Regions from separate parts of the Mus musculus genome. Here all the other regions are linked to region 1. Evidence: chromatin loops called from intact Hi-C (ENCODE). Cell type or tissue: left cerebral cortex. All regions are shown on one strand.

Region 1 (5,000 bases):
GGTGCAGAGATAAAAAAAGGTTGAGGCAAGGAGAAAAGCAGGAACAGTAGTAGACAACAGTTGCTTAAAAGAGACAGAATTCTAGCTAGACAAGAGGACAAGGCCTCGTGGTTGTACAATAGGGTGACTATAGTAGCTCATTGCCTTCAAAATAGCTTCAACTCCAGTACAAAGAAATTATCATTTTGAAGTGATATAACACCCTACTGTGCACTGACACACTGTGCATTATGTAGGTCAAAGTACTACTGTACCCGTAAATTGTTGATTGTTGAATCAATTCAGAAGCCTGCCAGCTTTCCCTATGCTGCTTTTTAATTTCTGAAATGGCATATGAAGCTCCTCCTCTGGCCAAAGTGTCTAATCCTAACTTGCTTTTAAAAAATAATCATTTTTCTTATTGGGGTATTAAGTGTGAAGTTATAATTTTCTAATCTTTTATATGTCTCTGATGTTTCTCATTGTAGCTGAGGGAATAAAACTAAGAGCCTCAAAAACGGTTTCAAACGGAACAGCTAAACCTACGTCTGATAATTTTGTGAGTATCTGTATTTAGTAGTCTTTGTCTAACACTCTAGAGTCTGTTTCCATGCCAGAGTCACTGATTGTCAAGGGAGGTTTTGCTGAGGTGTGTTTTTAAATCAGCTGTTTCCACCCGAGGTGCAAGTTGAGGCCATGATGGCAGTGCTTCTCTTGTCTGTCCTCATCTGTCGGGCTGGGCTTGGCCAACAGCCCCAGCTTCCCCAGTGCTGCTGTGTCTGAGTGCATGGCTAGCCAGGGCTCTACCAGGTCCATCCCAGACTGAGGCTTTGTCTTGGTAAAAGAAAGGCAGTGGTGGCTTTTAAGCATATCCAAGCCATCTCTTTTGAAGCCTCCTTAGGTACAGTACAGATGGTTACCTGTTGGGAAAAGGACTTCGTATGTCCCATTCACTTCTTAAAGCCTTGAGAGCATGAGTAAACTGTAGAGTATAGGGCAGGGATGAGTTTATAAGTTATTTTATTTATTCTTATGTATATGTAGTATGTGTACCACATGTGTGCCTGGTGCCCTCTGGTCAGAGTCTGGAACCTCCGGAACCAGTTATGCCTGGTTGTGAGCCACCATTTGGGTAAACCCAGAGCTCACTATACAGATCAGACTTGCTTCAGTCTGTCTGCTTTGCCTCCTGAGTGCTGGGATTAAAGGTCTGCACTGCCACACCTGGCTCAGAGATGAGCCTTAGAACACCTTATAGGTGCAGGCCGTGGCAGAAGTGATGGTGATGGTAGTTAGGCAGGGTGAAGCCTTACACACTCTTACACTCTGCTGCCCTGGAATGTCACTATATAAAAAGGACATGTTGTGTGGGAGTCCCCAGGGCAGGTGCTGAATGACAACACTGCCCTTATGTTTATTTTTGGCTGTCTGTGATGTGTATTCTTTGAGTGGTTTCATGGTAATTTAAAAGCTGTGGTTTTTTTCATCTGGTATTAGTGTGCAGGCAGAGAGCACCCTAATCTGAAAATTCAGAGTCCCCCAATTTGTGAGCACCAGCATGACACCACGAGTGGGAAAACTATTGTGACGCTTGGTTTCATCTTCCTGACTCTCACAAAGACTGTGTACAACTGTCCTTGGCCTCTCACATAAAGTGTCTGGGTTATAAATGAAGTTTATGTTTCACCTTGGCTCCCATCCCTGTGCTGTCTCATCATGCATGTGCAAGTACTCAGAAATACCAGACGTGAGACCTAAAATACTTCTTGCCCGGAGAGTTTTCACTGAGGGATACTTATTGTTGGACTTGTTAGGTATTTTCCTTTTGGTGATATATATCAGTTTATTTAAAGTTCACTAGTCACAAACACATCGGAGAATTTTTACTCACTTTTTTAAACTAAGGGTTGGCTTTTGATCAGAAATTAGAGGTCTTATTTTTCATTACTAATTTCTACCTGGAAACCACTCACAGAAATGGGCTCAATTGTCTTGTCTCAGTCAGCAAAGTGCTTAGTGCTGCAATTAGACCAAACCAGGTAGTCAGGTATACAGGAAAGAAAAATTGCATTTATTTTACACTCTTATTTCTCTTTTCTAAGTATAATAACTAGAAGTCAATTCTTATTAGAAAAGAAAAACATCTGACTACCCCAGCTGATTGGCTTTGGGGGGGGAGGGGGTTTACTTGTTTGTTTGTTTGTTTTTTAAGACCAGGGTTTCTGGCCTCAAACTCACAGAAATCCACCTGCCTCTGCCTCTTGAGTGCTGTAATGAAAGGCATGCACCGCCACTGCCTGACATGATTGCCTCTCTTGTCTCCTGTGGGAATATGAACACAAGCGGAGGTGCTCTGCTCAGTGCTTTACAAGGTTAGAGCATTGCCCAGTATAGTTTTCTGTTGAAAAAAGTATAAACTCAAAAATCATTTTTACAAAGTCGGCATAATGAGGGGTAGAAGCAAGAAAATCAAAATAAACCTTTGCTATTTTCGGTCTTACAAATCAATTCTGCATTTTAATTTTGCTTCTTGGGAAAAGAACAATTATGTTCTTAGCTAAAACCAAGACACAGAAAAATCAGCAATTTTCTGTCTATGTATGAAACATTGCACTTGGTATACGGTGCCTACGCAGGGTTCTAGAGCACATACAACAGACTCTATGCATCTGATGTAAGTACTTAAACTTACAGACATGATGCCAGAAACTACATTCTCAGCTAAGATGTAGCAAAAACTAAATATAAATATTTATTTCTCCAGGATGAAGATTTGAAGTGGGTGGAAGAAAACATTCCCTCTTCGTTCACAGATGTGTAAATATCCTCTGTTCAAATCTAGAATTCAGGCTCTGGCTTAAGGGGATTTCACTCAGTGTATCTTAGGGCGGGTGCGTGAGTGTGTTTGTGTGTGTGTGCACATGTGTGAGTGTATATGAACAAGTATTCATGTGTGTGTATATATGTATGTATATGTGTATATGAATAGATGGATATAGGACCCCATCACTACTTCTCAGAGAGCGGAACATGGCCTTGACCCCTTTCTCTGCCTTTCCATTGTACAGCCATTTCAAGTCACCATTTTGGTGGCATACTTAACCACTGAGCTGTTTCACCAGCCTGGGCTTTGAAGGCTTCAGAAGGAGGCTGCAGTTGTAATATCCATCCCTGTGTGTTATGTGGGCTGTGTTTTATGTGGCAGTTTTATTTGTTTATGTATTTGTTTTATCTTTCCCCTAGCTTCAAGGTTCTTTATAATTCATCCCTAAATGTTGGGAAATTTAGGTGTGTTTATGTCTGCCATAACAGGTAAAGGCGCCTGCTGCCAAGCCTGCCAACCGGAGTTCAATTGCAGGGACTCACAGGGGTGAAAGGCAGGAACCAGCTCCTGTGTAGCCCTCTGACTTCCACACCCGTGGTCCAGGCACACACACCTACTCATACAAACAATAAACCAACACATCTCTAAACAGATATTCTCCATAAAAAAGAAATACTACCTTTGAATAACGTGGTACTCTCCTCATTTTCATAAGAGCACAAAATGTGAGTTTTCTAGTTAAATAGCAGATCATCACTCAGATACCAGTAGCAAAGGGTTAAGAAATAAACGGGGTGGGGTGGGAGTGTGTGGAATACTTGTGAGTTTGTAGGCAGCTGCCCCATATGCAGGAGAACTGCACCTGTACTAGCTTGTTTCTATTTAAAGTTGAGATTTTTAAAATAGTTCTGTTAACTTTAGACTGAACATTTTTAAAGGAATACACATTCTGGAAAATACACATCCTAGGTAGATGCCAGTGAGGTTTTTAAATAAGAGCCTTTATGTAATCGAAAGGTAGAACACTGCCGGTATTCCAAACTCTGGACCCTCCCAGATGCCCTGCTGCCCCACAGCTCTGACTGTAGAGTCTGAAGGATTTTAAGTGGCTCATCTGATGCTTCTAGAGAACTCACAGTAGTGAGCCTGGGTGCTCCATTCTTGGCCATTATCCCAGTAGGTTTTCATTGACTCTCAGGCCTTGTATGAGTGACACTGTCCTTGTCTCTTTTGTTTCAGAGCTCTCCCAGTGTTAGTGGACTCAGATGAGGTAAACATTCTGTTGCTTATTTTCCTAGAGCTGTTGCTGTTTTCACAATGTATTTTAGAAGCTAATTCTAAAAATAACTTTTTGAAGAAATGACCAGCTGAGCAAGTGGCAGGAGGTAGAGCCGGCTGAGGTCGGAAGGGTTGTGGGCAAAGCCTCACTGCAGGCAAAGAAACAGGCTCAAAGCTGCTGGGTGTAATGAAGGGAAGAGGCATTTCATGAGATTTTGTTCGAAAGTCTTTTTTAAGGCTTTATGTGTCCGTTGTTTAGCTTTTGAAAATGTGTAGATAATTTATTGGAATAGTTTCTTTCCAGCTTTACTTACTAAGCATGAAATTTAAATAAAGGTTTTGGAAGGAAAAGTTAATTATGTGTCATCTGGACATTGCAGAGTAGCCCAGGGTAGGGCACACCTGCAGTGTATGGACTAAAAGATAAATGACAGAGCATTGGCTTGGTCAGAGCGGGAGCAGCTGTTAGCAGGTGGGGCACAGCACGTTGGCTGGAGAGTGGCCGTACCGAGAGGGAAGTGGTCCTGAAGCAGTGCTGTGTTCTCTTGTAGCAGGGTGGGCAGCAGGGTGGAGGATCTGTGACCTGCAGGGATGTGTGGAAGGCCAGTTAGTGGTGCACTTGCATTGGTTTGATAATAACTACGGATGCAGTAGCATGAGACAAGTTTGTCACATGAGGTCCCTGTTAGCTGCAGTTCTGCCTCTCACAGAGAACCTAAACTCATTTGCTAGGTAGAAGGAAGCTGACCTTTCCAGTCTCTGCTAATAATTGACCTACTGTATTAGTGGGGTGCAGGGGCTGGGGAGTGGCAGCATGGTTTTTATCTAATACTTCCCTAAATTTAGGTCTATTAAAAAGATTAAATAGTGACTTGTTAGAACATTTTTGTAGGTTCTAGAGCTAACACCAGCATTTGAC
Region 2 (5,000 bases), 250 kb after region 1:
GCTGGAAGATAGCTCAGTTGGTAAAGTGTGTTCCTTGAAGCATGGGGACCTGTTTAATAGTCAACCTTCACTTAAAAAAATTCCAGGCCTGGTGGCACATAGCTTTAACCCTAGCACGGGGGGGGTGGGGGGGGGGCGGAGGGTAGAGCCAGGCAGCTCCCAGGGGCTCATTGGCCAGCCTAACTTCTTCAGTGGCTCTAAGCTATTGACAGTCCCTGTCTCAAAGGAAGACAGAGCCTGCCATCCCCTGGCCTCCACACATAGGATAAATACATACACGTTCCTGTTCATACCTGTAGATACAACATGAAAACACAGAAAGCATCTAAAAGCTCAACAATTCTCAGAAAGGGATTGATTCCCTTCACGTTTTTCAGAGGAAATATGCCATCAACCCTTAAACACATGAAATGATATTTGACACTATTATCCTCTAGGCCCTGGAGTCTAGGAAAATGCTAACCAGGGCTCACAAAAGATACCATTGTGCAAATAATAAGATTGCTATAATCAGAAGATAGTACCAGGTACTAGTAATGATGTTGCTAAGGGGAAATGTGAAGTTGTACAGCTCACTTTAATAGTTTCACAGGGCTTCAGAAAGGTAAACATAGGTAATATGACACAGAAACGTGGTTCTTAGCTCTGATACCTAAGGGAATTGAAAACACACACATAGAAAAATGGATATTTGTAAAAGCCAAACACTAGAAACAGCACGAATTCTGACACTATCCAACCACCTTCCTACCTCTTGCTCTTGATTGCCCAGAAGCAGGCTGGGGTGGCTTCCTTTCTTCTGGGTAGCATGGCCTGGTTACTGCTTGCCGTCCTGCTGATGTGCTTCATGCATTAAGAGTTGAGTAGACATAAGCACAGCCCACAGAATCAATTAAGCAGGGCTCAGAGGGGCTCACAGAGACTGAAGAGACAGTCCTGGAGCCTGTGTGGCTCTGAGCTAGGTCCTCGGCATTCATGTTATGGATGTATAGCTTGGTGCTCTTGGGGGACTTCTGGCAGTAGGAGCAGGGGCTGTCTTGGACTCTCTTGCCTGCTCTTGGGACCCCTTTTCTTCTATTGATTTGCTTTGTCCAGACTTGATATGAGGGATTGTGCCTAGTGTTATTGTAACCTGTTATGCCATGTTCAGTTGATATACCAGGGAGGCCTGCTCTTTTCTGAAGGGAAATAGAGGAGGAGTGGATCTGGAGGAGAAGGGGGGTGGGGAGGAAGATTGGGAGGAGTGGAGAGAGGGGAAACTGCAGTTGGAATGCAATGTATGAGAAAAACTAAACAAAAAAACAAAGACTTGAGAAAGAGGGGGCTGGGGGTGACACATGCCTTTAACCCAGCACTCAGGCAAAGACAATGGACCTCTGTGAGTTCCAGGCCAGCCTGGTCTAGGACAGCCAGGACTACATAGAGACCCTGACTCAAAAAACAAAGAAACAAAAATAAATAAATAAATATTATTTTAATAAACAGACAAGTTGAGAAGAAATGACAGGTTGGTGCCCCACACCTCCATTTTAGTTGAAGCCAAGAATCCAGAGTCTCCTGAGGTCTGCATCAGGGTGCAATAGGAAAACTCCAGAATGGGACAGAAGGGAACCTTTAAAGATACGTCTTGTATCAGGTCCTAATTAACGAATTAAGCTAATATGGGTCACAGAGGTCACACACTAAAGTGGAGCAGGATTTAGTATGGTTTGCAGGTTACAAAACAGCGAAGCCTCTTTCTCTCTCTCCACCCCCACCCCCACCCCCACCCCCACCCCGGTGTTTCAAGACAGCTCTGTGTAACTACTCTGAATGACTTGGAACTCTCTTTGTAGACCAGACTGGTCTCGAACTCACAGATACCTGACCTCCTGATTGCTGGGATTAAAGGCGTGTCTTCATGTCTGCGCGTAGTTTTAACCGGTCTAATCACGCCATGGTGTAAGTTTCCAGTCGACTCTGAGAAAAGAAAGGACCAGTGTGGGGCGGGCCGAACAAGAGGAACTACATTTCCCAGAAGGCCACGGGGTAGGGTGGCTGTGGGGTTGGTCCGGCCATTCCAGCCAGCCACGAGTAGCGTCCTAGCTCCGGTCTCCCGTCCGGGACTGGCAGAAGCATGGATGTCGACGGCCGGTGGCGGAACCTGCCCAGCGGGCCCAGCCTAAAGCATTTAACCGACCCCTCGTACGGGATTCCCCCAGAGCAGCAAAAGGCAGCTTTGCAGGACCTGACGCGGGCGCACGTGGACTCCTTCAACTACGCGGCGCTGGAGGGGCTGAGCCACGCGGTGCAGGTGAGTGCCGTGCACTGCGCTCCAGAGCTCTACCCTTGGCCTGGGGGGTCCTGGAGCGTCCCTGCGGTTGGGAGAAGTGGCCGGGGGGTGGGGGGGTGAGGGGTGCCTACAGTATGACCACAAATAGGGACGTGAACTCACCCTGCATTGCTTTGGGTAGTTCAGAGAAAAAAAGCAACTCATAAGCCTAGTGGTGTAGGGAAACTTGTATTTGTGACTCCTGGATTTATATATGAGTACGAGTCTGGTTTGGGGCGAACCATTTCTGGGTACTGTGAGATGAGAGTGAGGAAGTGATCTTTTTGGAACTGTGTTTTCCACCATTCCCAGCACTCGCGCCTTTTCACACCTGGAGTCTTACGTTCTAAAACTACCTCACAAGGTTCCAAGCTGATCAGACAGACTGCAGCAAGCACATCCTTCAGTTTGCTTCCCTTAAAGTTTTCTTTTTGGGGCGGGAGAATGGAGACGGTTCGAGATAAGGTTTCTCTGTGTAGCGTTTGCTGCCCTGGAGCTCCGTGGACCAAGGCTGGCCTCGAACTCAGAGATCTGCCTGCCTCTGCCTCCCGAGCACTGGGATTAACAGTGTGTGCCACCATCGCCCGCTTGCTTGCTTGCTTGCTTTCTTTCTTTCTTTCTTTCTTTCTTTCTTTCTTTTTTTTTTTTTTTTCTTTCGAGACAGGGTTTCTCTGTATAGCCCTGGCTGTCCTGGAACTCACTGTGTAGACCAGGCTGGCCTCGAACTCAGAAATCCGCCTGCCTCTGCCTCCCGAGTGCTGGGATTAAAGGCGTTCGCTGCCCGCTTTCTTTCTCTTTAAGAATTTGCAAGAGGAAAACTTGCCACCTGTTCTGAGTTGGTCATGTTGAGGAAGATAAAAAGTCCAGGGGAATCATTGTAACAGTGGTAGCAGAGTAAGGACGGGGAAGGTCTCTTTTTGTTGGCATCTTTAGTTTTTCCTGGCACGGCACTCTGAGAGTAAGACACCTCTCAGGTGTAATTGCTCCTCACTTTGGATGTTGGTTGTGTAACGGTAGCAGGCACCAGCAAGCAGTCAGTGCCATATTCTTTGAGAACTGCTCTAAGATGTGGCGCTTTCTGAGTCAGGAGTACAAGGGAAATGCTGCGACTAATCCAGGTGTTTAGAAAGCTCTGCATTAGATAAGGCTAAGGGAAGAAGATGGTGCCCTCCCTCAGGAGGCAGGGTAGGTTCAGGGAGAGAAATATGTAGTAGACAGTACCCTGAGCTTTCGTTACCAAACAACTGTATTGTGAGAACAAAGGATGGGGATATGTTGGAGAGCTTTGACTGCCAGACTGAGACTTGACAATATGGAAGCCATTTAGAACTCTTCGAACTGCCAGGCTTCAGTGTGAGGGAATAAAATATACAAAGCTGAGCTTTTAGATGAGAAGAGTTTCCCTATACTTGCCCCTGAAAAGCAGAGAAGGTAGATGCTTAGCTCAGCCTTTTCTGTGTCCGTAGAACCTACTGCAAATCAAATACATAGCGCACCATCCAAAAAGTTAAATAGTTGGCCAAGTTACCAGTTGGTTGTAACTTTAGTTGTCCCTTTTGGATTTGTTGCATTGGTGTGGTAGATGTCAGTGAGTGTAGACCACAAGTGGTGATTTCGGGGAGTCTTAGTGAAAAGTGCGTTGAAAAATGCAAGTGATTTAGCAGCGTGAATTGTCTTTCAGGCCATACCTCCCTTTGAATTTGCTTTCAAAGATGAGCGCATATCTCTTACCATTGTGGATGCTGTCATCAGTCCACCCTCAGTGCCCAAAGGGACCATCTGCAAAGATCTCAACGTTTATCCAGCTGAGTGTCGTGGCCGAAAGAGCACCTACCGAGGGAGGCTGACGGTGAGCATTTAGTGACATAGTGACAGCAGGTGGCTGTCCCTGCACACTTCTGAGACTAGGGCTGGTGCCACTGAAGTGATTGTATCTTCATCTAAAGGGACTGTGTGTCATCCAAAACATGAAGTCACTTCCCTGTGGCCTCTTCCTCCTTGTAACATGCTCTTTTGTGAGGCTGGGGAGATGGCTCAGTGGTTAGGAGCACTGCCTTTTCTTCTAGAGGATCAGGGTTTGGTTCCCAGCACCATATGGTGGTTCACAGCTGCCGGTAACTCCAGTCCCAGCAGATGTAATACCCACTTCTGGCCTCCACTGGTTCAGACACACATCTGGTGCATAGCCATACATGCAGGCAAAGCAGTCAAAATATAAACAAATACAGCTAAAATTTTATTTAAATATTTATTCTTGTAGGTCATGATATCTTTTTTTTCTTTTATTCCCATTTAGGCTGATATCAGCTGGGCCGTGAATGGAGTCCCCAAAGGGATCATTAAACAGTTTCTCGGCTATGTTCCCATCATGGTGAAGTCCAAGCTTTGCAACTTATACAACCTTCCTCCTCGAGTCCTCATTGAGCACCATGAGGAGGCAGAGGTGAGTGCAGGGATCGAGGCTGTGGGGCAGCAGCGAAGGTGAGGAAACAGGAGGCTGGACCACTGGTGTCATCATGTCTGTACTGTGCGTGGCTCTTACCACAGTCTGTTGAAGCCGTGTTGAGCCTGTGCATGTGTGAAACTTAAGTCTGCCGACAAGCTACACTTTCAACTCAAATTCTCTTTTATTGCCTTCCTTCCATCCTTTTTATTTTGGGAGGTGGGATGCGAGGGGTCATGCTGTATA
Region 3 (5,000 bases), 270 kb after region 1:
GTCTGATGGTTCTCGCTGACTGATTTCTGATTTCCACTGCTCCTTTGGTTGCTCTTTGCTAAGTTGCTTGTGACTGTGGCGGTTGGCTGCACTCACTCTAGTTCACACAGGCCTTGGCCGTCTTCCTGCTCAGTCCCAGGAAGCTAGGGTTACAGTCAGAGTTCTTTATTTCTACTCTTCCTAAGCTTGCAGCCTCTACTGAGGCCTGTCTTAGTGAACACAATATTTTTATCTTGGTTTTTTGAGCCAATGACTTTAACAGTTTTCTCTCTATAGTTTGGCTTTCTTTTTTCTGTTCATTATTAACTTTTGTGTTAATTTAATTCATGGACTGGTGAGATGGCTCAGTGGGCACAGGCACACACTCAGACCTAGTGACCTGAGCTTGATCCCCAGATGGCACAAGATCCCAGGGAAGAGCTGGCTTCCCAGACTCCTCCGCTGCTCTCTCACTTTGGCTCTCATGGACCTGTACACATGCAAACACTGAATCCATTAGAATTCAAGGCTTGGAGAGATGTCTCAGTGGTTTAAAGCACTGGCTGCTCTTCCACAGGATCTGGGTTCAATTCCCAGCACCCTGTGGTTGTCCACAACTGTCTAGCTCGGGTTTCAGGGGATTTCACTCCTTCCTTTGAACTCCATGGGCACCAGACACAACATATAGACATTTGCAGGCAACCTTTCATACGTATTAAGTAAATGAGTAAATCTAAAACAATTAACCAATCAAAGAATTCAGTCTGGTCTAGACATGGTAGCTTAATCCCAAGCAATGAAAGGCCGAGACAGGGACAACTATAATTATCAATTTGTGTTTCATTCTTTTCTCTTTCTTGAGCTTTCTTTGGTGTCTGTGGTGAGCTTTATCCTCTTCCCAGACATCAGAGATGTGATGTGGCTGTGTTAACTGAGGTTGAAGACAGCATGGCTGGTCTCAGGACTCAGTGCTGCCAGGGCTAGAATGTCGCCTTTTAATGTCATTTCCTCCCTCTGCGCAGTCTCCATTCGTCTTCACTGATAATGTGCTGAGATGTGGATCCCTTAAGCATATATAGTTTTTAGAATCTTTTTCAAATTATTGTTTTGGTTTGTATTTCTCCCTTTACTTAAGAATTTTAAAAATAATTTTAAGATTTGTTTTTTATGCATGCATGCATTGTCTGTGAAGGCCAGAGGAGTGCGCTGCATCTCTGGGAGAGCTCTTGGCAGTTATAAGCCACCTGTCATGGGTGCTGGGAACTGAAACTTGGTCCTCTGTGAGACCAGTAAGTGCTCTTAACCACCGAGCCATTTCTCCAGCCCTGTTTTGGGTTTGTTGTTGATGTTGTATGTGTGTGTGTGCTTTGTGATTTTAAAAATATATGTGTGTGTGTATGTGCATGTCTGCATTTTGGTATGCACTTGTGAATACAGTGCCTACTGTATGTATTCTTAGCTGTGTAGCCCTTTCTGCATCCCTGTTGCTTGTTTGTTCATTTCCAAATATAGGATTCTTTTCGTGTAATTGTTTGGAAGGAAATTTATTAACTCATGTTTCAAACAGGAGAATAACTTGCCTTTTTGAAAACACTCCTTTGCCATTTCGCGAGGGCTGAGTGGCCTCGTCTGTGGCTGAGACTGGGATGGACAACTGTGGCTCTGGAGTGCTAGGTTTATTACCCAATGACGTCATCTCTTAGATCTTTTTCTTTCCTGTTCTGCCTGGCTTCTCGTGACAGGGAAGCTGAGATAAGACATACATTTATTCTTCACTAAACTCTGTTTTGTTAAACCAGGTGTTGAGAGAAAAAAGAATTCCTCCCTGGATGGAGGTGGCCCTGATTCCCATGACAGGAAAACCAAGTCTGTACCCAGGTCTGTTCCTCTTTACCACTCCCTGCAGGCTGGTGAGGCCTGTGCAGAACTTGGAACTGGGCAGAGAAGAGCTCATTGGAACCATGGAACAGGTAGGGACCAGCTGCAGTGTTGCTTATGGAGAACAGCTTTCAGAGGCTCGGTATCGCGTTTTAAAGCGTTTGCTAGGAGGTCAGACTGACTTTCCAGGCTCTCTTTGCCCGGCTCTAAGTAGTCTTGCTGTCTTGCCACGCTTCCAGGAACCTGCGGGAGGCGTGGTGTTCGCATGACTGCCCTTCATGCTGCCCAGCGTTCACGGTTCTTTTTCACTTGGCTCTGTCACAGTTGGTGAGACCAAGGCATCCCGTTAACTCAGGTCTCAGTTGTCACCTGCATCTTTGCCATTGACAAATAGATTTGTGCCTATTTTTTAAAAAATATTTATTTATTTGTTTGTTTGTTTATTTATTTAATGTGTGTGAATTCACAGTTGCTGTCTTCAGACGCACCAGAAGAGGGCATCTGATCCCATTACAGATGGTTGTGAGCCACCATGTGGTTGCTGGGAATTGAACTTAAGACTTCAGGAAGAGCGGTCAGTGCTCTTAATCGCTGAGCCATCTCTCCAGCCCTTGTGCCTACTTTAAAACAAAAGAAACTGGGTATCACGGTGCACTTTAATCCCAGCACCGGGGAGGCAGAGCCACCAGGGAGGGCTACTCAGAGAAATCCTATCCAAAATAAATGAACATTTATCCTCCTCTCTGGCCCCTCACATTGGACAGGGTAGATGCGGGATGAGTGTCTTAGGGGAAAGCGTTCGGGAGATAGCTCAGTGGCGGAGTGCCTGGCATTCACAGGCTCTGGGTTCCGACTCCAGCACCTTAATAGCAGCGAGTGGGACATTTGTCTGGATGTTCCCCATGCTTCTGGCAGAGGTCGTTCCTGGTCTGGGTGATGTAAGCACTGTGCAGCCTCGAGGGCCAGCCTCTGGGAAGCAGCAAGACCACCACAGTTGTTCCGTGCCTCTCTTCCTGCCCTCCCTCTGCTCCAGCTCTTCATGAACGTCGCCATCTTTGAGGACGAGGTGTTTGGTGGCATCTCCACACACCAGGAGCTCTTCCCTCACAGCCTGCTGAGCGTGATCGCCAACTTCATCCCCTTCTCGGATCACAACCAGAGTCCTCGGAACATGTACCAGTGCCAGATGGGTAAGGTGGGCGGGGTGAGGGTCGGCACATGAGAGCACAGAAAGCACTTGTAAATTACATTGAGGTGATTTCAGACTTACAGTAAGCTTCAAGAATACTACGAAGAATGCCCACAGATGAGACGTCTGTTCTGTTACCAGCTTGCCCAGTTGCTTTTTCAAGCGTGGTGGTGCCCTCCTCCACAGTTCAGTGCGTGTCCCCCACTGTTAGGACTTTCTTAGGATATTTATCAGAATTAGGAAGTTTAGCATTAACTGGGTTTTTTTTTTAAGATTTATTTATTTTATGTAAATGAGTACACGTAGCTGTCTTAAGACGCATCAGAAGAGGACTTCCGGATCCCATTAGAGACGGCTGTGAGCCACCATGTGGTTGCTGGGAATTGAACTCAGGACCTTTGGAAGAGCAGTCAGTGCTCTCAACCTCTGAGCCATCTCTCCAGTCCCTAGCATTGACTTCCTTATTTTAAAAAAAAAATCTTACTTTAAATTACACTTATGTGTCCACAAGTGGGTACTGTGTGTAGATGCAGGTGTCTGCAGAGGCCAGGGGCATTGAGTGCCTCTGGTGCTGGAGTTAGTCAGTTGTGATCCTGGCGTGGGTACTGGAGACTGAGTGCAAGAGCAGCATGCACTCAATGTTTTCATCCTTACTCACTTTGAAGTGGGGTGAAGCACCAAAGGCCCATGGCCAGTCACCTGTGTTCTACTAGTGTGTCTCCCTTGATGCAGAGGAACTCTTCAGTTTGTTTGTGACATTTACATTTTTAAAGAAAATGGCTTGTCTGAGCTTTTGTGACTTAGGCCATTATAGTCAAATCACGTACCTTCTCTACTCTTCATTTCGTCTGAGTCACGCTCTGAGCATTTGACATTCTCATGGCCTTCCTTGAGCTGGTCTTGAATCAGTATCCTTTGGCCTCTGTCTGTCGTCACAGGATTACAGGTGTACATGTCCCACATCACGTCCTGCATCCTTGTGACAGATTTGTTGTTTACTGCATGGGTATGTGACTACAGATCCTCTTGTCCTTATTCTGAGATGTCTTTTTCACACTCACCTGAAGGAAATCTTTGCTGGCTGTATAGTGCTGAGTGGACATATTCTTTTATTTCAGTGTTGCTTTAGTCTGTTGTGTCTAACTAGAAGGCAGGGCTTGTAAAGTACAGTTTCCCTGTCCAGTGTACTGTTTTTTCTCTCTTTAAGACTTATTCTTAAGCTGGACGAGATGGTGCACACCTTTAATCCTAGCAGTTGGGAGGCAGAAGCAGGCAGATCTTTGAATTTGAAGCCAGCCTGGTCTACAGAGTGAATCCCAGGACAGCTAGGACTATACAGAGAAACTTTGTCTCAAAAATATAAAATAAAAAGACTTGTACTTTATTTTTGTTTTCAGATTGACTGTATGTCTAAACATGATTCTTTTTGTGTTCCAATAGCATTTACTGGTCTTTATGAGAAAAAAAAGTGATCAACTTTGGAGCATTTTCAAGGGCTTCCAAACTTGCTTCTTCCTCTTTATTTCTCCTCCTCTTTAAAGACTTGCGTTTTCATAAAAGTCCCTGTGGTTATTCACCTTGCTGTGTGTGCAGGTTATGTGTGTGGGTGTACACGCTGTGGCATGATGGTGGAGGTCAGAGGGCAGCATAAGGGTGGAGGTCGGAGGGCAGCATGAGGGTGGAGGTCAGAGGGCAGCATGAGGGTGGAGGTCGGAGGGCAGCATAAGGGTGGAGGTCAGAGGGCAGCATAAGGGTGGAGGTCAGAGGGCAGCATGAGGGTGGAGGTCAGAGGGCAGCATGAGGGTGGAGGTCAGAGGGCAGCATGAGGGTGGAGGTCAGAGGGCAGCTCTGTGGAGTAGTCTCTCTTCCTGACTTTATGCTGGTTCTGGGGCCTGAACTCAGGTTGTCTTTCAGTCTAGGCCTTCTGCTGGGTGGGTTGTTTGTTGGGTTGTTT

What was found. Peaks named below come from ENCODE experiments on the same cell type or tissue, not always from the same donor. Only the 100,000 strongest peaks of a DNase experiment are listed, where the experiment ranks them.
Region 2: a loop joins it to region 1, with 2.8 times the contacts of the local background. A loop is called at or near these places in 2 of 42 quality-filtered maps.
Region 3: a loop joins it to region 1, with 3 times the contacts of the local background. A loop is called at or near these places in 2 of 42 quality-filtered maps.

What each region holds. Positions count from the first base shown.
Region 1 is chr2:128,846,262-128,851,261 of GRCm38, forward strand. It overlaps Tmem87b (transmembrane protein 87B), which reads left to right. Exons shown (of 19, transcript NM_001355629.1): 16 at 468-538; 17 at 2,744-2,796; 18 at 4,043-4,073. Among named protein-coding and RNA genes, the nearest start is that of Fbln7, 15 kb to the right of the region's middle. In left cerebral cortex, no CTCF peak of the experiment used is centred here; a DNase peak (open chromatin) is centred at 2,622.
Region 2 is chr2:129,098,971-129,103,970 of GRCm38, forward strand. Polr1b (polymerase (RNA) I polypeptide B) reads left to right here and starts at 2,026. Exons shown (of 15, transcript NM_009086.2): 1 at 2,026-2,293; 2 at 3,993-4,160; 3 at 4,608-4,754. The coding sequence starts at 2,117. Gm46764 (predicted gene, 46764) reads right to left here and starts at 1,973. Exons shown (of 3, transcript NR_168333.1): 1 at 1,864-1,973. In left cerebral cortex, no CTCF peak of the experiment used is centred here; DNase peaks (open chromatin) are centred at 2,001 and 2,548; H3K4me3 peaks cover 1,442 bases; H3K27ac peaks cover 215 bases.
Region 3 is chr2:129,116,150-129,121,149 of GRCm38, forward strand. Polr1b (polymerase (RNA) I polypeptide B) reads left to right here. Exons shown (of 15, transcript NM_009086.2): 11 at 1,779-1,949; 12 at 2,891-3,047. Among named protein-coding and RNA genes, the nearest start is that of Chchd5, 11 kb to the right of the region's middle. In left cerebral cortex, a CTCF peak has its summit at 2,356 (motif pointing right); no DNase peak of the experiment used is centred here.